2 separate regions of the Homo sapiens genome follow, and region 1 is linked to region 2. Evidence: read pairs that join two places in POLR2A ChIA-PET (ENCODE). Cell type or tissue: Caco-2. All regions are shown on one strand. Links, peaks and the distances in the headings refer to the core of each region. The heading gives the core; the rest is flanking DNA. Region 1 holds the start of LRTM3 (leucine rich repeat transmembrane protein 3). Region 2 overlaps LOC107984588 (a long non-coding RNA gene).

Region 1 (16,325 bases), core at 4,294-12,293, 170 kb after region 2:
CCTTCTCAACTTGAAATGGATCCATCATGGGGCATGGACTATTCTCCAAAATAGTTTGTGTAGAAAGAGTTTGTGGTTGGACTTCTTGCTCTTTATTTGGGGCTTTACTACTTCCTGAACTGATCTGTTCCATTTGGAATTTGACATACTTGGGCTTTTGCTTTAGATGTATGCTGAACCTGAAGCCTTGTGTCAGCTCTGAATTTGCCTCTTTCTCCTGTTCCTTTCTATCACATTGTTGTGGCTTTTTAAATGTACAGCTCTTATCAATGTATTCTGCGTTCTGTGTTTCCTTCTCATCTGGTAATTTCTCTTGCTTTGATGCTGAATGACTGAGCCTTATTATTCTTAATGTGTCTGCCTTGGCTTTTGATATGCTATGTGTTTCTGTATCAGGTAGTTGAGAAATGGTAGTGTAAGTGGCACTGTGAAATGCATCAGACGTTTCTTTATCTTGATGCATATTTGTTATGTTACTTCCAGTGTTGCATTCCAGTTCCTCACTTTCACGTAGGTCACTGTCTTCTGTAACATTAAGTATCAATGGTTTACTTTCCTTCAGATTTACACTTTCTGTATTCACTTGAATTTTTATGGCTTCTAATTCTTCACTGCTTTTATGCATTTTGCTTCCTGGGGAAATGAGCAAACCGACATTTGACAACTCCAGAACAAGTTCCAAAAAATCTTTTTGTTTCTGTGTATTTTCCCTTGGAAAGCACCTTTGCGTTTTTGGTGTACTGGTTGGTAACTCCTCTCCATTTGAAAGTTGAAGATGGGAATTTTCTGAACTTTGTAGGTCCTCCTGTATTTTCATTCTATTGTTCGATTCCATTTCAGGAGAGGAAACAAGTTTCTGCATAGGTTTTGATATAGCTTCTTCTAAAGATGTCTTGTGCTTTGGAATATGGAGATCAAATGGTTTTTTACTATTTAGAACATGAAATTCTGTAATACCAATTCCCTTTGCTTGTGTAATTGAGTCTTTAAGAGATTCTTTACTCTTCCCATTTGTTTCTACTAGTAAACAAGGTGCTTTTAGTTGAACAGTGTTGACCATGAAGGATTGTTCTAGCTGAGGTAACATTTTTGGTGAAATGTTTTTTAGTCTTTTGTTTTCTTTGTCATACTCCTTTTCCTTTTTAGTAATATCTGAGATTCCTGTCTCCTCAAGAGGACCTGCATAATTGATTTTCTCTGTATCTGGTGACTTATTTTGCTTCTGCAGAAAATGTCCACATTTTATTAAACCCGGCATGACTTTCACTAGTTGTTTTCTGGAATAATTTTTAACATAAGGCAGAATAAGCTTGGAAACAGAAATAAGATGCAAAGCTATATCTGATATATCTTTCCTTTCATGTAATTCTTTCTTCTCAGTGTTATTCTTGCATCCTAACTCATTCCTATTTTTTAAAGTGTGACATACTGTGATTTGAAATACTTGTGAAGTTGGTGTTTTTTTGGCTTTTAGAGATGGAACATTAAGACTGAGTTTGCTTTTACTGTCTGGTGTTTTTCTTCTATTTTTCTGCCCTTTAATGGTAGACAAAAGAGGCACTGAGCTATATACAGAATCCTGGTTCAATTCTGATGAAACAATTTGTTGCTGGCCTTGTGCTTTTACACTCCTTAGTTGTGGCATATCTTCAGTGACTAAATTTGGATTCAGAGTTAAAACGAGAAATTCAGCATTCTTAAAAATAGTGTCTTGCCCCTTAATTGAATATTTAACCTTGTTTGAATCTATAAACCAAACACAATGTTGGTCCTCACCTAAGTGTTCATCAGACTCCAGGCCCTTTACTGAATATTTTGCCTCAACAATTGATGGAACTTCAACAAAATGTTGGTTCCTATCCAGATCTTGGGACTGGAAGGAGTCTTGTGTGCTGCTAGAAAATGGCTTCTTCATCACATCTTCAGGCTGGGCAAAGTTGCTGGCTTTGCTCTCAGGCTGGCTCTTAATTGATTCTTGGTTATGATTTATATATTGGGCTTGACTAGTAAATTGGACTTCATAAAGACCTTGATTCTGAAAAGCATTTTGTCCTGGAAAAGAATCCTGTGCTTGGACAGAAATAACCATTCCAACAGAAGGTTGATTCTGATTCAAGGACTCTTGAGATCTTGAGCATTGATAAGTAGTTCTGCTCCCTAACTTAGTTTTGGGTTTTGAAGGAATTTGATTCCTCACATTTTCTTCCAGAAGTCTAACTTGATCTCTAGAAAGAAATAAGTGGGCAAGAGGGCAAGGTGCCACATCTAGATCTTCATTTTCTACAGTGAATCTAGATGCTGAAAAGCTAAGATCAGAAGAAAATCCTGAATTTTTGTTTTTGTTGGTTTTCATCATTGAAAATAATTTCTTGGAGGAAAATTGTATTGTTTCATATTCTCTGTCTGGATGCTCTGTATGGCTTAGACACGTTTCCTCTACTTCTGAATAAAACAATGGCAAAGATGAGCTGATTCCATTTGAAGATGGCACATGACTTTCACTAGAGGGACTTACTTGATCTTCACTTTCACTAGTACCTGACCATAGTATTTCACGTGAGAATAAAATTCTATCTTCAAAGTTACATTCCTTTTCTTCAGATGTAAGTGATGAAGTAATTCTTTTTTCTAAAAAGGTGCCAACTCTGAAATATAAGAAAACAGTGTACAAATGAATATTAGAATATATTTCGTATAAGAATTACCTTTAGATTTAAGAAAATGCAGCATAGTATATGAAAACAGATCAGCATAGAGATAAATTGGAAAATCATTATCCATATTACAAAACAATTCATTACCTAGTTCTTCTCACTTAATAAACTAATCGACGGAAAAAGTGAAGTAAATCAATTATATATCTCAGAGACTATACCTCAGCATCTCTAAAAGTCTATTTTTGACAAGATTGGGTCAAAGTTGCTGGATTAAGATTATATTATTTTACAAGGAATATCTTTTCTGTTCTCTATATGAAAGTTTTCACTAAAAGAAAACATTCTTATGGAAATGTAATAGGTACAACAGAAGAATACCAATAGTATAAACTAGCTGTCTATAGATAAATCCAGATTATGTTAACAGTTCTTTGAGATCAAAAGAAAAGCCTACATTTTAGGGAAGCACGTCTCAGTACAATTTTGGGCCGGAGTACTGATCATGGATGATGTGAACTTGCCAACACCCATGTACCTCAAATGATTAGTCTCAGTCTAAGAAGTGCTCAGACCAACAGCATCAGCATCTTCTGGTGTGATGGTTAATTTTATTTGTCAGTTTGGCTGGGCAGTGATGCCCAGAGATATGGTCAAACATTATTCTGGATGTTTCTCCCAGGGTGTTTTGGATGAGATTAACATTTGTATCAGTGAACTGTGAGAAAAGCAGATTGTTCTTCCTAATGTGGGTGGGCATGATCCAATCAGTTAAAGGCCTGGATAGAACAAAAGACTCATACCTCAACCCCCTGACATACTCCAGCAAGAGGAAATTCTGTCAGCAGACAGCCTTTTGACTTAAACTGCACACTTTAGGCTTGCAAGTCACCACAATTGCTTAAGCCAATTATTTAAAATAACTGTCTTACTCTCTCTCTTTATACACACACACACACACACACACACACACACACACACACACACACACATATCCTACTGGTTCCGTTTCTCTGGAGAACCCTAACAATACACCTGGAAACTTATTTGAAATGCATATTCTTTGGTCCCATCCCAGCACTGTGGAATCTGACGTTTTGAAGGTGGGGTCAAAAAATCTGAGCTTTAATAAACTCTCCAGCTGATTCTGATACATGATAAATTTCGATAGTCACTGTTTGATGCATGAGCAAGCCTAAAATCAAAAACTGAAATGCATATAAAATAGGTCAGATAATTCTAGTAGCTATTTGTTTGGAGAACACAGATTATCTCTTACTTTACTGTAAGTGTGACTTTACTTTTAAATAACCCTCAATCAAAATAGTGAAGGCAGTATATGAAATCCATCATGATCTACCCAACCACAAAAATTATTTGTGCTAAATGATTACTTGTAGAACTGAGAAATAAAAATGAAATGCTAAGTCCCACAAATGACTGAATGGACATCCTCTTGACCAAGGGGACCCCAAAGGAATCTTGAAAAATGAATTCCTGACCATGATGGGATGGGAGGTCAGACAGGCCTTATTATACCACCTCCCTGCCTCGCTACCATTAGGCTTTCTTTCCTAAGGGTAAACAGAACAGCCCTTTGGAAAGGCTTGCACCACCCTTGATATCAACCAATGACCAGATGCTGCCCCTCCCTTTCGCCTTCAACAAAGCAACCAGCCAGCATTCCTTCCTGATAAGAGACTACCAACCACAGAGTGGTTCTGCCCAGTCTAGGAAGGATGTGCAGTGGGGGTTTTCATGTCCCCTGCTTCACCTTTTGATGTCAGAGGACCAAAAACTCCACCCTCGGATCATGCTAAAGCTGCCATTTTTTGAACATGAGTTCCATGGAGAGGAATGAAGCTCAATTGCTCATGCACACATTTCTCCTTTCATAAATATTCATGACTCCTCCTACAGCTTATTGACTATGAGTATTATCCACCTCGTTCAGCATGATTTCCTGTCTTATTCTTCCTGCCCTCCAATGGCCTGTTTCTGGCTTCTGACAGGAGGCTACACTTCCCAGTCTGTCAGAATGGCTACCCTGCAGGCTGCAACCTTTTATGAGCGCCATCATTCTTTTCAAAACACCATCATTCTTCAGTTGACACAATGAAATCTCATTAATCTGGATTTGGTTAATTAGAATTTGGGGTATTTTAGGCTACACTAATGATTTTGTTTTTTCATCGATAACACAAAAATATTAGGTAAATATTTAAAATATGTTAGTTTTCAAGTTCTCTCAAATTTTAGAGCACTTATTAACCTCTAATATATAGGCTATTTTATGGGCTGAATTGTGTTTCTCTAAAATTCATATGTTGAAGTCCTAACCGTAGTACCTCAGAATGTGACCATATTTGTAGACGTGGCCTTTAAATAGGCTATTAAAGTTAAATGAGGTCATATGGGTAGGCCTTAATCCATATTTGGAGATAAGGCCATCAAAAGATGATTAAATTAACTGATGTTAGTTAACTTATTTATAACTGATTAAATTAACTTATTTAGAGTGGGGCCCTAATCCAATATGACTGGTGCCCTTGTAAGAAGAGGAAATTTGGACACAGAGACACCATGGACATGCATATACAGAGAAAAGAGCATGTGATGCACATGCGTGTTTATTGCAGCAATATTTACAATAGCAAAGACATGGAATCAACCCAAACGCCCATCAATGATAGACTGGATAAAGAAAATGTGGCACATATACACCATGGAATACTATGCAGCCATAAAAAAGAATGAGTTAATGCCCTTTGCAGGGACATGGATGAAGCTGGAAACCATCATTCTCACCAAACTAACATAGGAACAGAAAATCAAACACTGCATGTTCTCACTCCTAAGTGGGAGTCTAACAATGAGAACACATGGACACAAGGAGGGGAACATCACACACTGGGTCCTGTCAGGGAGGTGAGGGGCACAGGGACGGAGAGCATTAGGACAGACAAATACCTAAAGCATGCTGGGCTTAAAACCTAGATGACGGGTTGATAGGTGCAGCAAACCACCATGGCACATGTATACCTATGTAACAAACCTGCACATACTGCATATGTATCCCAGAACTTAAAGTAAAATTAAAAAAAAAAAAAAGAAAAGAAAAAAAAAAGAAAAGAGCATGTGAGGACACAGCAAGAAAGTGGCCATCTGCGAGTCAAGGAGAAACACCTCAGGAGAAACCAAGCCTTTCAGCCTCCAGAACCATGAGAAAATAAATTTCTGTTCTTTAATGCCACCTAATTTGTGATACGTTGTTATGGCAGCCCCAGCAATCTACTACAGACTGTATACACATCTTTGTTATCTGCCCATTACTTTTAGTATATAGTCTTTGGTAGTAAAGTCTATTCTTCAACTAAGACAAAATTTTGCGTTGGATGATCATGATGTCTACTCTCCAACACCTGTTCTACCTCAGATTATTAGGCTCAGTCTAATATAGTAATCCCATTTCTGAGTGATTAGTTTAGGAATGGGCATGATCTAATCCTAATATAAGAAAATGCTGAAGCAGGCTGGGCGGGGTGGCTCACGCCTGTAATCCCAGGTCTCTGGGAGGCCGAAGCAGGTGGATCACTTGACATCGGAGTTTGAAACCTAGCCAACATGGTGAAACCCCAACTCTACTAAAAATACAAAAAGTAGCTGGGCATGGTGGCATGCACCTGTAGACCCAGCTACTCGGGAGGCTGAGGCAGGAGAGTTGTTGAACCCAGGAGATGAAGGTTGCAGTGAGCCGAGATTGTGCCATTGCACTCCAGCCTGGGCAACAGAATGAGACTCCATCTCCAAAAAAAAAAAAAAAAAAAAAACCCTGAAGCAAACCATTTCCCAAAATCCAATAATCCAATGTAAGATCAGCAGTTTGCTTTGCTCACTGAGACTATGCCTGGTCAGCACAGTTCTCTCTAATTTCTCATGTCACCTCCTGACATATAATTTATTTATTATGTTGTCATTTATTGTCTGACCCTGTCTCACCCCCACACCCTGTTTTGTTTGCTGATGAGTCTCAAGGGCCTACAGCAATGCCTGACACAGAGTAGGCAATCAATAAGTATTTGCTGAATGACCATCTCCACCTCCAGGCTTCTGATTGCTAACAACAAACTGACCCAACTCTTTCCTCAATTTCAGTGAGAAAAAAATCCCTCATACACAAACCACTCATATATGTTTAAAATCATGTGACTGATTTTAGTGAAGACTTGGAAGCAGAAGCAGGAGAGAGTTGACTACAGCCATGCATAGGGTTCCCATTTAAACATTAGGTACGTCTCCCCATTTGTGAGATGTCCTTTGGCCTCTCCCCACCAAGGAATCTTAATTGGCCTTTGAGATTTTAAAAACAACTCCTCATTCTCTAGGAAAAGAGTAACAGTTCTAGAGCCATGGTAACCAATAGCAGAACCAGTTGTAAATCAATCAATGGCAATCCTATAGTCATAGTAACAAATAAACAGAGTCTTCTTTTAAACTGTTTTATCTATCAACGATAACTCCCTTCAGGAAATGCACTTCTGAAACCAACCAGTCAGTGACAAGTTTAAGCTTTGAAAGTCAGGTGGTTGGTGGCAGACTCTCACTCAAGCATGCATCTATGGGTAAGGCCAACCCTAAAACAAACCATACCCCAAAATCTGATATAAGGTCAGCCATTTGCTTTGCTTACTGAGACGATACCTGGTCAGCTCGGGTCCCCGGATTTCAGATACTGAGTGGTGGTCTCATCCTTTATGCCACTCAGTCCTAAGCCTCACACCACTACACCTGCAACTCCCTCTGTTCTGCTCCTCTCTGCCCCCCCAGCTACCCCCTTTCTCCTTTGTCTCATTTCATAAGCAAGATAAAATCCACTCCATCTCTAATGCAGTAGATTTTAACCATTCTGATGCTTAGCTTCGGCCAATATACCCTTCTATTTCAAAATAATTTATTAAGATGCTGTCCCACTATTTCCAATAGCAAAGACATGGAACCAACCCAAATGCTCATCAATGATAGACTGGATAAAAAAAATGTGGTACATATACATCATGTAATGCCATGCAACCATAAAAAGAATGAGATCATGGCCTTTGCAGGGACATGGATGAAGCTGGAAGCCACCATTCTCAGCAAACTAACACAGGAACAGAAAACCAAACACCGCATGTTCTCACTCCTAAGTGGGAGCTGAACAATGAGAACACATGGACACAGGGAGGGGAACAACATATACCAAGGCCTTTTCGGGGATGGGGGACGAGGGGAGGAAACTTAGAGGACAGGTCAATAGGTGCAGTAAACCACCATGGCACACGTATCCCTATGTAACAAACCTACACGTTCTGCATATGTATCCTGGTTTTTTTTTTTAGAAGGAATTTTAAAAAATTAAATGAAATAAAATTATTTGAAGGTGTCAATGGTTAAAAATAAAAAAATACTATGTTCATAGTTCTTTTCCCAAAAAAAGTTTATATATATATGTATACACATATATATGTGTGTGTGTGTGTGTGTGTGTGTGTGTGTATATATATACATATATATATATATATATATTTTTTTTTTTTCCTTTTGAGCTGGAGTCGCTTCGTCTCCCAGGCTGGAGTGCAGTGGTGCAATCTCGTCTCACTGCAACCTCTGCCTCCCAAGTTCAAGCCATTCTCAGCCTCCCAAGTCATTGGGATTACAGGCGCATGCCACCACAGCCGGTTAATTTTTGTATTTTTAGTAGAGATGGGGTTTCACCATGTTGTCCAGGCTGGTTTCGAACTCCTGACCTCAGTGATCCGCCCACCTCAGCTTCCCAAAATGCTGGGATTACAGGCGTGAGCCACCGTGTTACACATACTATTTCAACTATTCTTCATGATATTCCTAAGAGGTAATTCTTCTAATCCTTAGTTCGAAAAAAAAAAAAAAATGGAGGTATAGTGAGTTAAGTCATTAGCCCAAGGCCATGCCATCATTAAGAGGTAGAACTACAGGGCCAGGTGCAGTGGCTCACGACTGTAATCCCAGCACTTTGAGAGGCCCAGGTAGGTGGATCACCTGAGGTCAGGGGTTCGAGACCAGCCTGGCCAACATGGTGAAACCGCATCTCTACTAGAAACACAAAAAATTAGCCAGGTGTGATGGTGGGTGCCTGTAATCCCAGCTTCTATGGAGGCTGAGGCAGGAGAATCACTTGAACCCAGGAGGCGGAGGTTGCAGTGAGCTGAGGTCATGCCATTGCTCTCCAGCCTGGGCAAAAAGAGCAAAACTCTGTCTAAAAAAAAAAAAAAAAAAAAAACAAAAAAACAAAAAGAGGCAGAACTATGATATAAAGCTAGACCTTTTTTAACTTCAAAATTTATGTTTTTTCACCATAATATGCTGCTGCCACAGGAGCCATATCTTTTCTCTAATCCTTTTTCTTCAACACCACCCCCTAACCTCTTCTTCTCCATGAATTTCCCTTAACGCCCCCTAGAAAGATGCCACCCGAGGATTAACTTCTGTCTAGGCAGGAAGGGAATAATAGGACACGGGGATGGAAAATCTTTAAAGTGTCCTTGATTCTGAAGCTAAAAATCCTTTTTTTCTCCATGTCTTCTTGTGAATTCCTCTTGCCTGTTAATCCTCTGGTTTTGAATTACATGTGAACCTTGGGTCACCATGCACACCTAAGCCCTCTAATATCTCAAATGCTGAATCTTGGTCTGTCCATTTGGACTTATTCTGATTGCACTACTGACATGCTGTAGCTTGTGCTGGCATTCCTGTTTCCAACTGGCCCTCACAAGGGTTCTACCTACTCACACCTCCAGATATTGTTACAGCTTCCCAAGACACTCACCTGAGAACTAGTGTTGCTAGTACCCAATACAACAATATAGCAACCAGATTAAATGAATAAAGCCCTTTTATACCTGACAAATGAAAGAAATTAGACGAACATCAAGTAATCCTCTGATTCACACAGTGACTAGTGATCTAGCTGAAACACAAAACTGCCACTCTTATGTGTAACCACCAGTAGTGGTTATTATCTACAGAATTGAATCCAGGTCTTAACATGGTATAGAAAGCCGTTTATGACCTGACTCCTACCTACCTCTTCACATTCATCTTCCACTACTTCCTGACTCAACCTCAACATTCCAGCAACTCTGAAATAATAGTAATTTCTTGCACATTGCTGCTGTTTCTGTTCATGTCCTGGAATGTCTTTCTTATCCTCCTAAACCTCTGTCCTTTTCGGGCTAATGTTCATTCATCCTTTAAAATTCAGCTCCAGGATAACATTCTTCGTGAAGCCATTCCCAATGCCCTAGGCTGGCTTAGGTATCTCCTAAATATATTAATATTTCTGTCACTGTGTCACCATACCACAGGGCAACTTTCCTGTATGTATACATCTTCTCCACAAGAATATAAGCTTCTTGAGAACAGAGACTATATTATGGTTTGAATCCCAGTGTTGGCGTCCACTATATTGTAGATATCTAATAATTGTTGAATGGATTTCAATTAAAACAATTAAAATATTGATAGCATCAAGAGTTGTGATTATGTCAGTATTTAATCCCTAGCACGGAGATAACTTTACAATTCTGATAAATTCTGATTTTACAAACTCCTTTCATGTCACTCATGCAGCACCTAGCTCAGTGTTTGCTTGGTCCACAGTAAGTGCTAAATAAATATCTTTTCAGTTGAAATATAAGAACTGGTGTGTTGGAGAGAGAGTTAGAGTAGGAAAGCAAGTCACTTATCCTCTTCAAGCTTTATTTTCCTCATCTGTAAGAAACTACCTGCCTCGAAGGATAATTTCAATAATATACGAAAAGTCCTTAACACAGCTTGGAGCATAGCAACAATTTAAAGTAAATGTTAGATTGAATCATGATATTGAACAGCTAGGAAAACCCTTCTCTGAAATTCAGAAGTAAAGGCAATTTTGAATAGAACACAACCAACCTATTTCATTTAGCTTCAAAATATTTTTGTGATATATCACATACCTTTCTCCTGAAGATGAATTAATAACTGACCAATTCTCTGGAGCTGAATAGGAATAAAAAAGTCACAGTATCAATGAGAAAAGCTCAGGATGAACAAGTTTTATATTAAAATGTGAAATTGTATAATACTTACCAAGTTTCCTGCTTTTGGGGCAACTGTCTTCCGTCTATTTTAATGGAAAAAAAATTGTTAGAGGAGTAATCGGAGTATCAAAATTCAAAAATTTTACAAATTATTCTTATGTCTGATTTTGAAAACTAGGAAAAGGGGAAATCAACCATTTATTCTTACCTCCTGGACATCTGAACTACCCTTTTCAGGAAGTGTGGGCTTCTTCCAAAAGGATGCACAAGCTTTCATGAGTATTATCTCAAAAATAATTCCTAGTAAAATTATAAAGAAAATTGCCACCCAATCATTTTGAATAATCCAGGACTCTAGAAAGTCCCATAATGTCATGAATGTATTATCTTCCAGTCCACTCCCTACCCCTTTTTTAAAGGAATAATATTGCTTTGACATTTTAATGTCATATGTGAAAGAGACTGGTGTCTCATTCAGAAGTCCTTGATTTCAGAGGCCCTGAAATATAAAACCTCGGTATGCCCAACTCATAACCATGTGCAACATTTGGCCAGTGCTGCTGGTATCTTATCAAGTGCAGCAGTGATTGCTCTGGGCCTAAGTTAAGTGAGGTACGTGTCATAGTGGGTATTTAACTGAGCTCATATTAGCTTTAGCAATAATGGAAGTTCATAGGTAAGATATGTACACTGTATAAGTAGTTTTTTACTAAAATTCAAAAAATTACCTTCTCTTAACTTCATAGATAGCAACATAATTCTATCATGGATTGTTGCTGCCCTATTATAAATATAGAATAAATTTGGATTGGTAGAAAGCATTTGACATAACCATTTCTATTAACACCAGGAACAATGTATTTTATGCTTCTTTGTGGTAAGGAAAATATAGTCCTTTCTTAGAATGAATATAGATAGAGTTGACAGGTTTAGCAAATAAAAACATTAGATGCCCAATTTAATTTGAATTTCAGAGAAATGTCGAATAATTTTTTTGGTCTAAGTATGTCCCATTACAACTATGTAGAATGTATGATGACTTGTCTTTTATGAGTCTGATTTTTTTCTTAAAATAGAACACATTTTATATTTCTTTTTGCTAGCAGGGTCTGTTGGCACCATTTCCCTTCAACAATCTATTGACATGCTGAAAACTAAAGTGTCTTTGGAATAACCTCCTGGTGAATTTCCTTTTCACCCTGTCTACAGTGATTTCAGGGAGCTACTTGTGATGTCCTTTCCGATGTCAGAATTAAGGGTAGGGCAGAGGCAGATGTAAGTACAGTACTGCCCACTCCCCTTCAAAGTCTAGTGGGTAGGCCTGGAAGCTTATTGAGCAAATATGATTTTAGTCACAAGTAGACAGGATAGTCTGGACTAATAATGAAAAATGTTAACACTACCTTGGATTTAGAGTACTCTTCCTTTGAAGGTGTAATTAATTAATACTTCCTTTGCAGATGTAATTCATTAATGCTTCACTTTGGTTTTGTTTTAGTACTTCACTTATCCAAGGTAGGTTAAGCAAAGAAGTATTATTCATTACACTGAAGTATTATTCATTACACTGAAGTGAACAGTTCAGGCCTCTTCTGTCACATCAGTTTAAATAAGTACAACAAAGATTTATGACTTCAGCTGGGCGAAGTGGCTCATGCCCGTAATCCCAGCACTTTGGAAAGCTGAGGTGGGTGGATGGCTTGAGCCCAGGAGTTTGAGACCAGTACTAGGCAACATAGGTGGACCTCCGTCTTTACCAAAAATTTAAAAATTAACTAGGCATAGTGGTGTGCACCTGTAGTTAGTCTCAGCTACTTGGGAGTCTGAGGTGGGAGGATTGCCTGAGCCTGGGAGTTGAAGGCTGCAGTGAGCCATGATCCTGCCACTGCACTCCCATCCTGGACAACAAAGCAAGACACTGTTGCAAAAAAAAAAAAAAGAAAAGAAAAAGAAAAAAGAATTATCAACTCTTACTGTCCCTGAACATTGAAGATCAAGAGATCAATGACATTCTAAATGTTGGAATTTACAGTCTTCCAGTCTCCTGGACCACAATGTACAGGTATTTCTAATCTTTATTTAAGTATAATTCTTATCTTGAATTTTGTCTTCGCAAAGAATCGCCCTTTAGAATGCTTGGTAGGTCTTCATTGGCTCTGAAAGAAACTTCAGCAATTCCTCTTGATTTTTCTAGAACTATGGTAAAGTACACCTTCCCCGTACTCCCCTGCCCACAAAGACAATTGAGGTGATTTTAGTCTCCTGGGTTTCCCCATAAAATTCAAGCAGCTGGGCCAGGCGCAGTGGCTCATGCCTATAATCCCAGCACTTTGGGAGCCCGAGGCAGGTGGATCACCTGAGGTGAGGAATTCAAGACCAGCCTGGCCAACATGGTGAAACCCCGTCTCTACCTAAAAATACAAAAATTAGCTGGGCATGGTGGCAGGTGCCTGTAATCCCAGCTACTCAGGAGGCTGAGGCTGGAGAATTGCTTGAACCCGGGGAGGCGGAGGTTGCAGTGAACCGAGATCACGCCATTGCCCTCCAGCCTGGGCAACAACAGCAAAATTCCATCTCAGGGGGGAAAAGAAAAATTAAGCAGCTGGAAAAATACTGTTACTCTCACCTACTTGCAGAAACTCTCTAAATCATTTAATGGTAACTATCTTAAAAGGGATTCATTGTTTCAACATTTTCTTCTCTCTAGTTAATAGATCTTTCCAAGCTTTATGGTACTGAATCCCTAATTAGCATTCCACTGAAGAGCTCTTAAGGAACTGAAAAGGAACTGCTGCGTACCACTCCTGCTGATGGGTAGGTTTACATAGGGGTAAGTATTATCCCTCTCCAGGGCTTTGTCATGTTTGTTACTTATGTACTTGCTACTAACAAAAGTATAATTATCTATTTTTCAGCATAAATGCTTCTGTCTCTTGGACTAGAAACCTCTCAGACCAATGTCAAGTGAACAGCATCAAAAGTAAATGCTAAGCAAGATTTACTTGCTTACAGAGTAAAAAGAAAAAGAGTATCAGAGAAAGCCTATTACAGTAGTAAAACATAGACACTACGAGAAAACACAATGAAAATTCTATTAAAGTTTTTTTTAAAACTTCCTATTATATTTACCAATGTTACCATCTTTGAACTATCTTGACATTATGAACTTGGTTTTTGTTCTTTACTTAACAGGAAAAAGTCCCAATATTAGATATATAAAACAGCAACATAAAGCCAGATATTGTTCAAAATTGTTAGAAATTCTTTCTGTAAATATCTTAGTTTAATACATGTGTTGAATAATAAATGTGTAAAGCACTGAACAAGGAACAAAAACGTGCTTTAACACATTTTGTTAACGTTTTGTTAACATCTTTGTTAACATTTAACAATGATGAGGAAAAAAAATCCCAAACTTGAAGGAATTTGTAATGTAAGTGAGATGGAGATATTAATAACTTAATGAGAAGGTAGAGTTCGGTTAACACAGAAAGGACGAAGATATTACAGGGGTTTGAGGTGAGATGCTTGGTTTGGGGTAATTTCAAGGAAATCTGCAAAGAGGGGAAAAAAATCCCCCCTACTCATTTGGATTTGGTAGCAGGCAAAGATGAACAAACAAAGTAGGAAGAAGAGTAAGAAATACTTCTTCCATTTTATAAACATTTATATAGTCCATGTTAGCTATAGCACGGTTACAGGTGTGAAGTCTGGGAAAAGAAGGCTAAAATGTTGACAGAGCCCTACTGTGGAGCCATCTTCGGAGATCTAACAGTTTTTGAGTTGGAAGTACCAGCTGGTGTATCAAAGCAAGGTGACAATAAAATTGGAAAATCAATTAGGCTACTGCACTGATAGATGAGAATTGATAAGGGTCTGAATTAGAGTAAAAGACTGAAACCCAGGATTTAGCAACTAAAAGAAAGCAAGTGGCTGGGTGTGGTGGCTCATGCCTGTAATCCCAGCACTTTGGGAGGCTGAGTTAGATTGCTTGAGCCCTGGAGTTCGAGACCAGCCTCGGCAACAAAGCAGGACCCTGTTCTCTACAAAAATATTTGAGACCCCGTCTCTCTAAAAAAAGATAATTTTAAAAAGTAGCCAGGTGCAGTGGCAGGCGCCTGTAGTCCCAGCTACTTGGGAGGCTGAGGCAGGAGGATCCCTTGAGCCCAGGAGTTCAAGGTTGCAGTGAAGTATGATAATGCCATTGCATTCCAGTCTGGGTGACAGAGTGAAATTCTGTCTCAGAAAAATAAAACTAGGCCAGCGCGGTGGCTTTTGCCTGTAATCCCAGCATTTTGGGAGGCCGAGGCGGTCGGATCACTTGAGATTAGGAGTTCGAGACCAGCCTGGCCAACATGACGAAACCTGTCTCTACTAAAAATACAAAAATTAGCCAAGTATGGTGGCACACACCTGTAATCCCGGCTACTCAGGAGGCTGAGGCACGAGAATCGCTTGAACCCGGGAGGCGGAGATCGCGCCACTGCACTCCAGTCTCAAAAAAAAACACAAAAAAAACAAAAAACAAAAAAAAAACCTAACATAATAAAAAAAAGCAAATGGATCAAGGTGGGGGATGGAAGAGTTCATGGTGAGGGAGAAAGGACTTACAGATAATCCCAAATCTGGTTTGTCTAAGATGAGGTTTCCCAACGTGGGCACTAATTGACATTTTGGACAGGACATTTCTTTGTTGTGGCTGCAGTACTGTGTATTGTAGGATGCTTAGCAACATCCCTATCTTCTACCTACAGAATGCCAGTAGCACCCCAACCCTAGTCGTGACAAAAATATTTCCAGACATTGCCAAATATCCCCTAAGACAGGGGTCCCCAACCCCCGGGCTGCAGACCAGTACTGGTCCGTGGCCCACTATGAACCAACAGTAGGCAAGCCAGCATTACTGCCTGAGCTCTGCCTCCTGTCACATCAGCTGTGACATTAGATTCTTATAGCAGCAGGGAACCTTATTTTGAACTGTGCACATGGGGGATCTATAGGTTGTGCGCTTATGAGACTCTAATGACTGATGATCTGGGATGGCACAGTTTCATCCAGAAAACATCCCTACCCCCGCCACTCCCAACCCAGTCAGGTGGAAAAATTGTCTTCCATGAAATGGGTCCCTGGTGCCAAAAAGGTTGGGGACCACTGCCCTAAGGGGTAAAGGTCCCCCCTGGGTGGGGAGCATTAGTCTAGGTGAGTGTTTATGAGGCAGGAGAACAGGGTCTGGAGGCAGAGAACCTAAGACCAATTCACCCTGACTTCCTACAACTAAGTTGATAGGAAAACCCCAACTTTCCATGCCTAAGTAACAAAAAGACCAGAGGCTACTCCCTTTGCAAACCCACACCTTATCTGTGCAGCAGATAGAAAATTGAAAGTTGGTTGCAAAATTGGTTGCTTTCTGCAAACAGACATTTGCATGGGAGTGTAACTTTGTAACTTCACTTCAGCCTCTGACTGGTTGCTTTCTGCAACCAATCAGACTGACTGTGGGCCACCACTTCATTTACATGGGGTGAACACCCAGGTAGACAATGGGAAACCTCTAGAGGGTGTTTGGGCCCCAGAA
Region 2 (16,325 bases), core at 3,437-11,436:
AAAAGAATTTAGTATAGTGCATGGTACAAAGTAAATGCTGAAAGAATATTAGCTCATATTACCTCTTTTTTCTTCTTTCTCTAAAAATTAAAAAATAATAGTAAAATAGGTCGGGCATGGTGGCTCAGCCTGTAATCCCAACACTTTGGGATGCCAAGGTGGGAGGATCACTTGAAGCCAGGAGTTTGAGACCAGCATGGGCAACAAAGCGAGACCCCTGTCTCAAAAAATAAAATAAAATAAATTAACCAGGCGTGTTGGCGTGGTCCCAGCTACTTGGGAGGCCAAAGCATGAGGATCATTTGAGCTTAGTAGTTTGAAGGTGCAGTGAGCTAGGATCGCACCACTGAACTCCAGCCTGGGCAACACAGCAAGACCTTGTCTCAAAATAAATAAATAAATTATTTAATTAGAATAAAATGAAAATGGGGGGAACATATGGTACATTAGCATTAGCATAGCCTTTGGAATCAGAGACAGTTGTCAGCTATTCTATGAAATTGACCAAGATACTTAACTTCCCCCTGCCCTGCCCCCCGAGACAGAGTCTCACTCTGTTGCCCAGGCTGTAGTGTAGTGGTGCAATTTTAGCTCACTGCAACCTCCGCCTCCCAGGTTCAAGCAGTTCTCCCTGCCTCAGCCTCTGGGGTAGCTGGGATTACAGGTGCCCACCACCACACCCAGCTAATTTTTGTATTTTTAGTAGAGACAGGGTTTTGCCAGGCTGGTCTCGAACTCCTGACCTCGGGTGATCTGCCCGCCTTAGCCTCCCAAAGTGTTGGGATTACAGGCGTGAGCCACGGCGCCCGGCAACATACTAACTTTTTGAGCTTCTGTTTTCTGATGTCTGAAAGGATGATAAGACCAATTGTAAGGCGTGGTTGTCTAGACAACTAAATTTAGATCATATAGGTAATATACCTACTATATAGTATGTTCGTACTTTATTTTCCATCTCCCTTCACCCTAATATGTCCCCAAATTTGCTATAATTTGTAGAGTGTGGCTCTCTTTCATAACTTTTGGCTGTGAGAGTCTCCTTCGCCCCACAATATCATAATTATTTTTTCAGAACAGTCATTAAACACTGCATTGCCTCTGTCTGTTTGTTCCAAACTGTAGAAAAACCCTAGTCTTTTGGACACAATCATTTTATTTGACCTTTTCTGCAACTTATTCAGCTTCATTCTATCTTTCCAAAAGAACATTGATCTGTCCAAAGAAAACAGCATTCCAATCCATACTCTTGGTTTGTTTATATACTTAGCATAACTTCTCGGTTCTATTTTCTTTATGTTGTCCTGCATTCTGTATGCTTTTTCATCTTCCAGCACATATCAAGCCAACATCTTCAGGGAGTGGTCTGCTGGGACCGGTTTACCATGCCTCACTCAGGTATCTCCTAGAACAAAATCACAATTTACCAAGCGCAGTAGGATGAGTCTAGACAAGATACGGGCTTGTAAAGAAGGAATTCAACCAGAAGGTGGCACTATTGCAAAGCCAATCTAAACGCATTGCTTTCAAGACGCATTTTCTAGGATTTAATCATATACACAAAATAAATATTGAATCAAATTTTATATCAATAAAAGAATAAAGAAATGTGTACTTCTGCTTATGATAACTATAGTGGAATTATAATTATAAAACTGAACATGTGTTTTAAAAGTTTACTATCAGGACAGCATGCTTCTTTACAATATGTAGATTTGCAGTTAACTATCAATTGTGGCCAGTTTTAAATATCACAGCCATTTAAGCAAAAAGGCAAACACTTTTCTGGCTCTCATGATGTGCTAGGGATAGTTCTAAATACTTTATACAAAGTCATTTAATTTTTGCAGCATCCCCATGGAATTGGTCTTATTGTTGGATTAGCATCTCTATTTTTTTCTAGATGAGGAAACTGAGGCACAGAGAGGTTAAGTCACTGGCCCCAAGTCACAGAGCTGACAGGTGAGAGAGCCAGGACTCAAACCCATCCAGGCTAGCTCCACTCTGTGCACTTTACTACTGCAGTGTGCAACCTCTGAAAGTTAGAAGGAACTGTAAAGGTCATCATGTCTCATTCCCACTGGAAGCAGAAGCCCTTCCTTGGCTACCCTGACAGGACAGGACAGTGGAGGAATCCCACTCTTCAACATGAGCACACATCAGGGATCCATGGGCCAAATCACCCCCACCCACCGCCTCCACTCTGAGCAAGGCTCAATGTAACCTGCAAGACTGGTTCTCCCCTTTCCCTTCTAGCTCCATAGTAGACCACCTGCTGCCCATCATCACTCTTTTTCCTTCACTTATGTTAGTGCCGCAAATGCAGCAATGCCTGTCTGAATCCCAGGTGTGATCTGAGTTTAATTCTCCATCACAGGGCCCTGTGTAAACCACTTTTAACTCTAGTATTAAAGTTAAAAGTCAAAACTATTAAGAATAACTGTAACCACAAAACCTTGTTCATAGGTACACAATATAAAAATACACTCTGATATCAATAACGTAAGGTAGGGGGAGTAAACATGTAGAGCTTTCACATGCAATCCAACTTAAGTTGTAATCTCAAAATGGGCTATTACAGCTCTGAGGCTCATATGCAAGCTTCATGGCAACCACAGTTGCATTCCTATACGCTCACAACAAGCTATCCAAAAAGGAAAGTAGGAAAACAATCCACATATTTTTCAGGTTCTATTTAATGCCAAGCTTTTTTTTTTGGCATGTTTTTTGCACATTTTGTTGGTAATAGTGCTGTTTAAAATGGCCCCCAAATAGAAGTGCTGCCTAGCGTTCCTAAGCACAAGAAGACTATGATGTGCCCTTACGGAGAAAACACACAGAGAAACTTCACTCAGGCATGAGTTCAGTGCTGTTGGCCATGACTTCAATATTAATGAATCAACAGTATGGTACATCCAGGAAAAGGCAGTGGAAATTCATCAGTCTGTATACAAGGGCACTCCAGAAAGTGCTGGAGTTATGTCTACAGTGTATTATAAACCTATGTGTATTAGTTCATTTTCACACTGCTATAAAGAACTACCTGAGACTGGGTAATTTATAAAGAAAAGAGGTTTAATTGACTCCCATTTCCATGTGGCTGGGGAGGCCTCAGGAAACTTACAATCATGGTGGAAGGCTAAGAGGAAGCAAGGTACCTCTTACATGGTGGCAGGAAGTGGGGCAGGAGGAAATGCCACACTTTTAAACCACCACATCTCTTGAGAACTCACTACTGTCATAAGAACTGCATGGAAGAAACTGCCCCTATGATTCAATTACCTCCCACCAGATCCCTCCCTCAACAATTTTTCCAAACAACTTTTATTTCCTCAGTCTTCCCTAACCCTGTGGAAAAAGAAGCTGCCATTGACCAGTCCCAGGGTAAGGCCGATATCTTTTCTACTCCCTCAATATATATTTTAAAAAATGCCTGCTAAGTATTATGCAGGAAAAGGGTTGTATGAATTGTAATGAAGGGATTACAATTCAATATGAGATTTGGGTGGGGACACAGAGCCAAACCATATCACTATGGAAAACATGGATTGATGAGATAACCACTGATTTAAAAAGCATGTGGACAGCATTGTTTCGAGGCTGAAAGCCAAAGACATTTATGTTATGTTCCTTAGGACAAAGAAAACGTTAAAGCTTTCTCAGCTACTGGTTGGCTCACTCATTTCATTCAAAAGGCCAGATGACGTGAGATGTTGAACTTACAGCTGAGGTACGGTCTGCGATCAAGAGGCTGAGGAAGAATTTTTAAAACCTCTGCCGGAGCAGGTGAGGTAGCAGGGCTGGAAAGGCCACTCTGATTGGGCTACGAGGTTGAAGTGCCCCCTTGGGACTCAGTTGGCCTACAAAGATGCTTTCCAGGTATCCTGCCTCCAATGTGTGCTCAGACAGTGTCAGTGCCCAGCAGAGCTGACCGAGACAACCACAACAGTGCAGCTCGCCATCTTCACCAACATGCCAGGCGGCTTGCTCTTCTTACTTGTCATTCTCCATCACTACATGGCCACCAGTAATCCCAAGAGGCAGGAGTGTGAGTGGGGCTTCTCTGCCCAGGGTTCCAGGACACAGTCTGAGGTGAGATGGAGGGTGTGAGGGGCTTTTGCACTTCACCCCTCTCCCCATCACAACATACAAAGCAATGCCACCTGGATTTTTCCAAACAACTTTAATTTCCTCATAGTCTTCCCTAACCCTGTGGAACAAGAAGTTGCCATTGACTCAGTCCCAGGGTAAGGCTGATATCTTTTCTACTCCCTCAATACATATTTTTAAAAATGCCTGCTAAGTATTATGCAGGAAAAGGGTTGTATGGAAGAGCAGGTTTTGAACATCAGTGAGGCTGGCTTGTTTTACAAGGAAGTTGGCAAATAAATCTACCTAACAGGGTGGCATCTCAGTTGACAAAAATGTTTCAGCCAGAAGCTCACAGGAACATAATCCTGTATTTCCTAGCATAGGAGCAGTGGTTCAGAATTTGCTAACTCAATGTCTGCTACAACCTTGTAGAATATAACTACCGTGACTAACAAGGATCACCCATACCTCCCTGTCATGCTGAAATCGGGCATGTCCATGCTTTCATCAATGAAATGGGAGCAGAGGGGACATGTTTGATGTCCAGACAGAGTGTTCAGAGCACTATATCCTTCACTATGCCCTGTTTTCCATTAACCACATGGTCGTCTAGCAATGTTCTAGTCTACAGCTTCTCCATGAGCCAGAGCCTGGACAGAAGATGTCAGGGAGTAAATCAATGATGATCATGCCAGAGAGAGAGAACATGTGGTTTGGAGTCACTGAGATTTGGGGGGCCATTTTGATTACAACATAACCCAGGCTATCCTGATAGAGAAGGTTCCTGTATAATGCAGACAAAACATCATGTTGGCTTGGATGAAAATGTTAGCAGTGGAGGTGATGAAAAGTAATCAGATTCTGAGCGTTTTCTGAAGATCAAGCCAACAGGTTTTGAAAATGGATTGGATGGATGGCAGAAGAGTGAGGAGACAAGATTTTTGGCCTGAGCAACTAGAAGCTTTAAAGTTTCGTGTAATTGAGAAGAGGAATACTAGAAGAAGAACAGATCTGGGGAAGACACATAGTTAAGTTTGGAGCATGTAAAGTGTGATATTCTTGTTAGACATCCAAGTGGAAATATCAAACAGGAGTTAGAATGTAGGAGAGAGGTCGAGCTGGAGACTCGCATTTTAGAATCTTCAGGTTGCTGATGGTACTCAGAGCCATGCAATTAGATTTCATCATCAAAGGCATAAGTGTAGGCAGAAAAGAGAAGAGGTTCAAGGACTGAGTCCTAGATCATGCTGACATTCAGAGGTCAGGAAAAAAAAAAGAGGAACTAGCAAAGGCAGCTGGAGCCATGAAACATGAGACATGAGGAGAGAGCAGTGTTCTCAAAACCAAAGACAGTCTCTCGAGGAAGAAGCAGCACTCAACTGTGTCAAATGCTATGGACAATGGTCAAATAAAAACATGAGGCTCAGCTTTCAGAGTTAGCAGTGTGGAGGTCCTTGAACAGACAGTTTCAAAGGTGAACCTCATCCTAATGGATTCTTAAGAAAATAAGAGGGGTTAAATTAGAGAAAACACAAGTCAAAAATGCTCAAAGCTTAACCTTGTGCCATCTAGGAAGGGAGACAAGTTTACAGGGTCCAGCTCCAGTATCAAAAGCAGAGCAGAGAAGGTACATTTGAAGAGGAGAGGCAGGAAGCTGACAACTGGCACACTGCTCCATGGCATAAAAATATCTTAGAGAAACTTCCCAGTTTTAATTATCCGGACTGTAGTGCTATACCAGCACTAAGTACAGCAAATAAATACAGTTTAGGTCAGTGTTCTCCAAACTTCCTGATGACAAGAATCACCCAGGATCTTTGTTTAAAACACAAATTACGATGCATTTCTACTAGGGCTTCTGATTCCGTAGGTCTGAAGTGGAACCCAGGTAAACTGTATTTTTAACAAGAGTGCTGGGTGATTCAGATCTTTGGGCAGGTTTGGAGACACTAGTTGAGGAAATATTTTTCTTAGTATTCAAGCAATAGATATCTGCATCTGATTTTAAAGTGTGTATGGGGTCTGCGTGTGCATATGTAAATGTGAGTGTATTTTATATATTGTATACTGTATACACACACGCATATATTATGCAATTTTGTTAAACATTTTGTTTTAAAAAATATGTATACAAAATCTTCAAGAAATCAATTAATAAAAAAGATTTTAATTATTTAATTTTTTATAAAGCCTCTTCTCTTTCCTTCCTACCTTCTCCTATTCCTTTTATATTCCCCAAAACACCTCCAAAACACCCCAAAACAGCTTTATGAATTCATTGGGAATTGGCTCATTCTAAATGAATACTTATAGTCAGTTTTAGAAGACTTCAGAGAATTCTGTCTGGAACCCCAATATGTGACCACCCCAGTTCACATGAATATACACACAAAGTGATTTTTATAACCAATTTTCTATTTGTCATTACTTTATAAAAGAAGAAAGAATAGTGCCTCAAGATCAGACATGTCTGTTGTTTAAAAAATTAGATTCTAGAAACAGTATAAATGTATCTGTCCATAAAATATTTGACAAATTATAAAGTAAATTTTGATGATTTACCTCAAGAAAACAAGGTCCCTTTACTGTATGGCTAAGCTGATTTTTAAAAACATTTCTTGCAAACTAAGAAGTCCTCTTTTAAAAAAATTGTGTACTTTAGTAAGTCTTAACTTGAGGTGGTGTAAATCTGACCAGTTTTGGTTTTGTTTATTGAGTCTCTACTACATACAGTCACATTTTACTAATAGCAAATAGCAAATAGTTATTAGCACTGTGGAAGCTATTTTTTCTCATGTAACTTTTTTTTTTTTTGAGAGAGAGAGAGAGAATCTTGCTCTGTCGCCCAGGCTGGAGTGCAGTGGCATGATCTCTGCCCACTGCAACCTCCGCCTCTCGGACCCAAGCAATTCTCATGCCTCAATTTCCCGAGTAGCTGGGATTACACGTGTGCACCACCACATCCATTTTTGTATTTTTAGTAGAGACGGGTTTCACCATATTGGCCAGGCTGGTCTTGAACCCCTGGCCTCAAGTGATCCACCTGCCTCAGCCTCCCAAAGTGCTGGGATTACAGGTATGAGCCACCAAGCCCGGCCTCATTTATACTCATATAACTTCCAAATTGATGATAGAGGAAGCAGAGGCCTTGCTAAAGGTCAGGTAGCTAATTAGTGGCAGACCTAGACCTAGAAGACAAAACCCTTTATCTGCTGCCCAGATGCTTTTGCTACCATATTGTTGGCTTCTCTTGTTCACTTCAGGATGTTCGGTATCATCATTGAGATTCGCCTTTAACTGGAATCTTAAACCTGGCAAGTTTTTCTGACATTCCAAATGTGGGCAGATGGACAGGTTTTATGAAGTCCCACGCAGGTGCCACAATTGACAACAGCCCCAGTTAGGCAGGTCCAGGCATGAGCCTATCCAGTGAAGCACCACAGGGCAGGAACTACACCTTGGACAATGGCTTGTCTGATTTAATACATGTCTGCCATCCTCATGGTGATTTATTGTCATGGAATTCAGTGAGAGAATGTTTTTGCTGATTAATATACATCAGGAATTGAGGTGAAACAAAGTAAGTACTATATGCCCTGTTCTAGCAGAAGCTGCTTTAAGTAAGGGAAAATTCCATATGATGTCAAATAAAAGTGTCAAATTTAAGGATACAAAGGAATCACCTGTCAACCCAAAAGCAGAAGCTGATTGGATCAGAAGCTCACTGTAAGCCCCCATCACACACTACATACCCATTTGCTTCTTCTCTGCCTCGGGTCAGGACTCTACTCCTGGTCTATCGTCTGTGGCCAGAAGGTAAGTGGGTTACATTCTTCCGGCCCACTTAGCAGGGACTGTGGGTTGAATGCCTCTAAGGATGGGAGTGGAACTTATATAAGCCATATACAGACATCTGACTTTGTCAGAACTAAAGTAAATGATGACCTTTATTACCCAAAAGGCTTATGTTTTGGAAACAACTGTACTTGCAAGAAAGGACCCATTTCCAGCTTCTCAAGAGATTTAAAAACAAACACATGGAGTTAAATAAACTGATATATCCAAACAAATTAATAGTACGCCTAATTAACAAGAAAGAATAAAATTCTACGTACGAATATTCATCAGGAAATATTGTGAAGCAAAAAACAAAGAAAAAAATAAAGTGCAGGACAGTGAGTATAGTATACTACAATTTGTGTAAAAAAGGAAAGAGGAAATATATGCATCATATTCTTTGTATGCATACGACATTTCTGGAAGGATACACAATTTAAGTCTAGAGAATTTTACACTCTTCAAGCTGCAATGTTTCTTGGGCATTCCTTTCTCTCTGTGATACTACAACACATAATGTTATCCTGTTTTTGTATTATTCTTTTTTTCTCACTCCTAAGAACACCAAGTAATAGAGTTAGAGAGACTATGCAATCAGTAATTACCAAATAGTGTAAACATTTGATATTAAAATAAATTGGGCAAATGCACAAAGATTTGAGAACCTATTCTGAGTTAGAAGCAGTGTGAGACATCACTGGGTATGGTAGAACACAATTCTTTGGCCAGGGAGGACATAGTGTAGTTCAACCACCATTTCTGAAGCACTCAAGTGCTAGGTGGTACACAGTTAGGAAGATAGGACTCTCAGATGACCTGGGGTAGTTTCTTCTATCCAGGGGGTTATCCATGAGTAGAGGCCTCCTACTGTCTGTCTAGCAGTTCACACAAGGTTACTAACCATGGGGGGGGGCACTTCCTGTTGTAGATGATGCAGGACATGAGAGCACCAAAACTGGGAGGATTCTTGGCTTCCCTCAGGAAACAATTCAAGGGCAAGCCAGTCGTGTTAGCAACCTTTTACTGAACAGCACTGCTCCTTGCAGTGCACCCAGAGTGAGCAGCATATGGGCTCTTCGCAACTGGGTTTATACTCACTTATACCCACTTACAATTGCATGCAAATTAAGGGGTGGGTTAATGCAAACTGAGGGTTGGGTTATTTAGAACTTTTTAGGGAAGGGGAGGTAACTTCCAGGTAGTTGCCACGGAAAAAGGTGTAGCTTTTGGGTTGCTGCCATGGCATTTGAGAACTGTCACGGCACTGGTGGGACTGTTTTATGTCAATGAGCAATGAGGGCAGCGAGGGATCACTGTTGTCACCATCTGCTGGTTCCTACGGTTTCTTCACCTCATTCATTGGCACCAGGAAATAAGTCCTGCCAGTCCCCCACCTCATAGATACTCCATTACCAATGCTTCACTAGGGTGAAAACAAAGTGGACATCAGTGAGGCTGTGGGGGCAATCAGGACCATCCAAAAGTCCAAGTTATTGTTCCTGCTATGGACTGCATATGTGTTCCTTTAAAATTCATGTGTTGAAACCTAATCCCCCAAAGTGATGGTATTTGAAGGTGGAGCCCTCAAGAATGGGATTAGCGCCCTTATAAAACAGGCCCCAGATAACTCCCTCACCCCTTCCCCTGTGAGGACACAGTAAAAAGACAGCTGTCTATGAACCAGAAGATGGGCCTTCACCAGACTGAGTCTGCAACTTGCTCTTGGATGTCCCAGCCTCCAAAACTGTGAGAAATGAATTTCTATTATTTACAAGCCACTCAGTTTACGGTATTTTGTTATAGCAGCCTGAATGGATGAAGACTGTCCCCATGGGCACACGATAGAACTGTACTTTTCTGCCTCCTTGGACTTGGCCGCGGCCATGAAACTTGCTTTGGTTAATGAAATGTGAGCAGAAGTGATGGAAGGTCTGGAAGCTGATGCCTATTTCCCCATGTTCTTGTTTCTCCTGCCGTGGTGACCAGCTACATTCCAGACAGTGCAGCCTTTCAACCTGAATCCAAAGGTGTGACAGCTTGGAGCAGAGCTCTCAGCCAACCAGGAATGGAGATGCTGCAATGAGTAGACAAGGGCAATGTCTTTTAGCTCACCGGAATTTGGGCTTGTATTCTGCCACAGCATAGCCTGGACTATCCCTGATCAACACAGAGGTCCTAAGAAGTTATTTACTGAAAATTCCAGTGAATGTCTCACAGCTGGAGAAGGCAACAAAGAGGAGCATAGAATTGGGCCTCGTGCCCAGGATTAAGCTTGCAGATGCAAGATGCTGCCCACGAAGGGAAGCTCCCGCCTAAGCCCCCGCTCTGTGTTTCCCCGTACATACCATCTGCCCCACACAAATAATCAAGGCCATCTGCCACATAATTCTCTTATGTCTTTAAACCTACAGTCTCTAGTGTCCTCTGGAGGTAAATGGATTCACTGTTCTGCCCAGTTTCTACTGGTTCTGCAGAGGGAAGGGTGAGCCTCTGGTCCCCAGGACAGCTGTTCAGAGCTGTTGGGGAGAAAGGGAGAAAAGGCAGCTCTGGTCCCACAGATGAGAGGAAAATGGTGAGAGATTTCACCATGTTTTGTGACATACGTGAAATTAAACACACCTCACCACTCCAAGTATTAATTTCCTGTCAAAAGCACCTATTTTTCCTATATGAAAAAATCACATTTCTCCTATTTACATAACATCGGCTCTTTTCTGTGTAAAGTAATAACCCTAGCCGTATAATGCTAAAAGTACATCTCCCCATCTCTGGCCTGGGAAGGCATTTTAAAAAAATTTCTTGCATTAACTGACAATAAAAGACACCATTCTGAAATTGATTCAACTTCGATATAGCTTTTGGGGTGTCTGAGTCTTTTTTTTTTTTTTTTGATATGGAGGCTCACTCAGTCACCCAGGCTGGAGTGCACTGGCGCGATCTCGGCTCACTGCAAACTCCACCTTCCAGGTTCAAACAATTCTCCTGCCTCAGCCTCCCAAGTAGCTGGGATTACAGGCACCCGCCATCATGCCTGGCTAATTTTTGTAGTTCTGTAGAGATGGGGTTTCACCATGTTGGCCAGGCTGGTCTCGATCTCCTGACCTCGCGATCCACCCACCTTGGCCTCCCAAAGTGCTGGGATTACAGGTGTGAGCCACTGTGCCTGGCCCATTTTTGTTTTGCCCAAAGAATATCCTTTAGTATTTACTTTTTGCTGTCTTTCTGGTGACACATTGCCTCGGCCTTTGCGTCTCTGAAGATGTCTTGATCATGTTCTCTTTCTTGAAGGATGTTTTCATTAGCTACAGAATTCTGGGTTGGCGATTATTTTCTTTCAGCATGGGTGAGCTGTCGTCTCATTGTCTCCTGGTTTTCTTCATTTCTGTTTGGAATCGGTTCTCAATCAATTGCTGCTTCTTTGAAAGTAATCTTTTTTCTCTAACTACTCTTGCCTTTTCATTTTTTTTTTACTATGATGTCCCCAGATGTAGATTTTTTAAAATTTATCTTGCTTCAGGGCCATCAGACTTTTTGAATATATAGGCTTTCAACTCTCAGATATTGCTTCTAAAGCATTTTCTTTCTCATTTCTTAAAAGCTTGTTAGAACTTCCCACTATTACATCTATTACTCTTTTCATCTCTTCTGTGTTTTTCATCCTTTTATTTTTCCAGGTATTTTTTAGTATTTTCTTGCAATTTATAATTCTTTTTGGCTAAATGACAGTAACTATGAAACTCATTCTTAATTACGAAACCGAGTTTCTTAATTAAGAAACTGAGTTCCTAATTTTGTTTTGCTTTTGTATTTTTCAGTTCTAAAATTTCTTTTTGGCTCTTTCTAAATTGGCTTTGTCTTTTTTAAGTTTCTGATTTTCTGCCCAAATGCTCAACTATATCTTTATCTTCCTGAATGGAGTAAATATAGGTATTTTAAAGTATTTTGCTTCTGCCAGGCAGAACTAGCTGAGTGGGTTTCAGCCTTGGCTACCCATTAGAATAATCTGGGTAGATATAAAATATCTCAATGCCCAGGCGAAAATCCAGACCAATTAAATCAGAATATCTGGAATTCTGGGAATCTGTGGGCTCAAGTAGCGATATTTTTAAGGTTCTCCAGATGATTCCAATGAACATATACCATTGAGAATAATCACCTTGATCCAAGTTCAGGACTTAATATTATCTATAATGTGATATCCCTCTGGGGCCAGTCTAAGTTTACTTTCAATTTATTCCTATTTGTTGGGTGTGGACTTTGCAGCCTCAACCCAAAATATAGGTTTTCCATGCTGTTCCCACTCTTGGCAGGCTCTGGCCTCCACTCTTGTACCCATAGCCCTGGGAGGCTGTAAAAAAAAATTCTGTCTCTCAGCTACCTCTTTACGCACTGGCAAATGCCCTGAAAGGCAAAGCTGTCTCAAATGTTAGGCTTAAGTCTCTGAATTTATGTCTTTTACGCGAACTCTTCACCACCCTGTTAGCTCTCTGATCCTTCAGGAAGGTATCTTTCAAGCAGATATTTTTCATACATTGTCCAGTTCTCACTTTCACCAGAAGGCCTGGTCCAAACTGCTTAGTTTACCATTTTATTACTGGAGGCTCAAGTACCTGGAACTTGATGTTGTGTAGTTTACTTTGGTTTGGAGGTATGTTAGCAAAGTGGATATTTGTCACGATTTCCTGGCATCATTGGAAAGCTTTCCTATGTTTATGGAATTTCCCACATTTTCAGTCCTGCTCTCCAGGTAAGAAATCAGAACTACTTGATCAGGCTTCCATACAGCCAGGCACGGCCTTGTAACTTAAACTTTGCTGATCAGGTCGCCCTGGCTTTTGGACTCAGTTATCTTTGGTAGAAACGGTAACGACGGCTTTTGCCTTTGGGGGGCAGCAGTGGCGAACCTTCATGCATCCGAACCTGTTTCTTTGGTGTGAGCTATTTTAGTTTCGGGTCCTCGGGGTGGGGGCGGACGTGTTGTGAGGAGCAGGGATACGTGTTAGTGCCTGCGCGAGGTCAGGTAGTCAAGGGTCCACAAAAAGCTGAGAGAGGCATCAGGCCGCGATGCAAGTCTGACGCCGAGTAAATAGGAGAGGCAGAGAGGCTGGGTGGAAGCGCCCTGGACCACCACGCAGTCCAACTTGGCAAAGCCGGCCGGGGAGTCCTGGAGCCTGAGACAGCAGTCCGCGAAATTGCCCGCCTCCCGAAACAGATCTGCTCCAGCATCCCTTCGCTTCCATCACGGGCTGGGAGCCGCCCACGGGAGGTGCGGCCTCGCTGCAAGGCAGAGGAAGATTTCAAAGCCCAGCGGCTGGCACATGTAGGATGCTTATGCAATCTCTAGAGTCTTGGAAAATTAAATTTTAAAATATTCTCTAAACGATAGGCTGCAGCAATAGTTGCAAGGAAGGCGATTCATAGAAAGCTATTGCCTTCCACAGCACCTGTGCCTTGGATTGCAGCCTCAAATGGGGCAGGTGACAGGAAAAACATCTGACTCAGCACTTCCTGCTTTGAACAATGCTGGGTGAGAGAAGTTGCTGTGCGTCCAGCCTATTATTAATACTTTACCCTCCATAAGATGACCAACGCCTAGGCCTACTGACCTTGTTTTTGCCTCTCCTCCTCCTCCTCATTTTTTTTTGTTTTATTATTATATATTATTACAGATTATCCATGTTTCTCTACTTATACTCTCTACTTGTTTCCAATATCCAATGAACTGTCACACAAACTGTCTTAGCATTAAAAATTCCCCCCAGTGATAATGTCATTAAATCAAAGGAGGAAAAAATGTAAGCACTTATAATATGTACAACATTTGGCTTGAAGACAAACAGTAAATGACTGTATTGAGTTAAAGTGATTTCAGGGGTTATATAAAATAGTGGGTTTCAAACTGGTACATGGATAGTTTCGATGAAATCAATTTCCAGATGCCTGAAGTCAACCACTTTTTTCTAAGCTTATCTGCCTGGCAGCGTGCCTGTGGCGGAAAGACATGATTCTCTTTTGCACCTATTTCAGTGCTGGGTCTCCCACCTTTTAGGGAAAAGGAACACATCCCGAATCTTACTATTATGCACCACCTGCAGGTGTAATAGCCTCTGGGGCATCAAATAACGGGACAATTTGAAATACTATCACTAAAACTTTATTTAATATCAAAGTTCAATAACCAATCCTATCCATCTTTTTTTAAAATCAAGAACAATTTTTGTTAAGACCACAATTAGCAAAAAAAAGTTACAGCATTTTTGAAACATTCCACAATCTATTATGAGGAACAAGGGCTAGGGAACAAACACCAAAGCATAACAGCATATGCTCTGCTGTGTGTTATGTTAAACCACTTTTCATTTGTCTCATTAAATCCATCTTTTCTACAATTTAAGCAAAGGTTATAGAGCAAAAGATGACATTTGTCATATGAGTGATTCTTAAAATGGGAGCTTCAACGTACGTCTGAATTTTGTTCACATTACTTTCTGGGCATATTATGTAATACTTATATATCCTGGTTTCGCTTCTTAAGAATTGATGATTCAATTTTACAAGAGACACAGACATACAAATCTTATCCTTTTAACTAGTCCTGTCATTAACAGAAGCATGACTTATTTATACCAAGCATCTTTTTAAGAGCTCTATTTTCAATAAAAATTTTTTTGTCCTGTAATTTTTAATCAAAGCTTAAGACTTACTCATGTTGTTGTAATCAACTTTGTAATAACTGAAAGATAACCCAAAAGAATAAGTTTAACATTTTTCTTCCAGGAAAATTTTTAAAATTAATATATTTTTATTGCAGATGATGATACATTATCAATATGCCTTTCCATTATAAATGCAAATTACAATGAGAAAAAATTCCATATAGAATGGAAATAAAGTTTCCAGAAGAAATAGTGATATAAAATGTCTGCTTTTAAGTGTTCAGATATTTTATAAATAGTTGATGGTAGCTATCAGAGTTACACTCAACTGGGTATATTTACATGAGAAACGTGAAAGTTTCATTAAATAATGACGATATTTATACTATGCCAGAAATTACATCCTTTATAATTTTTAAAATTTATGATAGGCCGGGCGCAGTGATTCACGCTTGTAATGCCAGCACTTTGGGGGGCCGAGGCGGGTGGATCACCTGAGGTCGGGAGTTCGAGACCAGTCTGACATCAACATGGAGAAACCCCGTATCTATTTAAAAAAATACAAACATTAGCTGGGTGTGGTGGCACATGCCTGTAATCCCAGCTACTTGGGAGGCTGAGGCAGGAGAATCACTTGAACCCCGGGAGGTGGAGGTTGCAGTGAGCCGAGATCCCGCCATTGCACTCCAGCCTGGGCAAGAAGAGCAAAACTCCATCTCAAAAAAAAAAAAAAAAATTGTGACAAATTTAGACTTCATTTTACAGCTGTACAAAGGGATACATAACTTTTTTAAAAACATGTTTATGGGATATGTAAGCAAAAAAAGAAAAATCTGGCCGGGTGCAGTGGCTGATGCCTGTAATCTGAGCACCTTGGGAGGCCGAGGTGGGTGGATCCCCTAAGGTCAGGAGTTCAAGACCAGCCTGGCCAACATGGCGAAACCCCGTCTCTACTAAAAATACAAAAACTAGCCAGGTGTGGTGGCATGCACCTGTAATCCCAGCTACTCGGGAGGCTGAGGCAGGAGAACTGCTTGAACCCGGGAGGCGGAGGTTACAGTTACCCGAGATTGTGACATTGCACTCCAGCCTGGGCCACAGAGTGAGACTCTGTGTCAAAAAAGAAAAAGAAAAGGAAAGGAAAAGAAAAATCTAAAGAACATTGTTACGGCAGTCTAATAAAAAGTCTGCCACCTAGGTTTCATAATAAACTGTTCATTCCCCATTTATTCATTGGGTGATACTCTGGCAAAGTCATGCACATGGTGTGGTAGAACATACTGGGGAGAGATTGTGAGAAGACAAATCCCGTGTTTTCATCAACCTGTTTTGTAATCCATGACAGTCAGTTAACTTTGTTTCTTCATCTATAAAATGAAGTGATTGGACTATGGTTCACTTGAAACTGGGAGCCATTCTGTTCTATCACTATAAGCTCTATACTGAATGTCTTCTGCGAGTTTGTTATTCTGTTTTCGTCTGTGTTAATTTGAAATTCTTTTCTAGAGGTAATGTAAACAGTTGGGAATAAGAAGAAAAACATTCAACTTTTCTTTTTCCTCTGCACTAAAGAGAACATGCTTGTGTAAGACTTATGGACTGAATAAATGATCAAGGAATCAGCTGAAACCATTGCACAGCCATAAGAATAATTTTTGAGACTTAATGGAGGATCTCTGAAATTCTGTGGGTTGGAAACCGCATGCATAAGGCTTTCCTTTATACCAGGTATTCTTAACTTGG

The links. Peaks named below come from ENCODE experiments on the same cell type or tissue, not always from the same donor. Only the 100,000 strongest peaks of a DNase experiment are listed, where the experiment ranks them.
Region 1: POLR2A ChIA-PET joins it to region 2 with 10 read pairs; 6 of 35 experiments call an interaction of 5 or more read pairs at or near these places.

What each region holds. Positions count from the first base shown.
Region 1 is chr13:102,747,744-102,764,068 of GRCh38, forward strand. LRTM3 (leucine rich repeat transmembrane protein 3) reads right to left here and starts at 11,329. Exons shown (of 4, transcript NM_001146197.3): 1 at 10,959-11,329; 2 at 10,800-10,833; 3 at 10,667-10,709; 4 at 1-2,645. The coding sequence starts at 11,189. LOC105370337 (a long non-coding RNA gene) reads left to right here and starts at 11,911. Exons shown (of 3, transcript XR_931685.4): 1 at 11,911-12,812; 2 at 13,458-13,564. RefSeq lists a silencer at 7,199-7,420. In Caco-2, for the core only: no CTCF peak of the experiment used is centred there; no DNase peak of the experiment used is centred there.
Region 2 is chr13:102,579,273-102,595,597 of GRCh38, forward strand. LOC107984588 (a long non-coding RNA gene) reads right to left here. Exons shown (of 2, transcript XR_001749984.3): 2 at 14,065-15,129. Among named protein-coding and RNA genes, the nearest start is that of TPP2, 9.6 kb to the right of the region's middle. RefSeq lists enhancers at 5,198-5,297, 12,627-13,176, 12,717-12,936, 12,967-13,296, 13,177-13,724 and a silencer at 12,766-12,941. In Caco-2, for the core only: no CTCF peak of the experiment used is centred there; no DNase peak of the experiment used is centred there.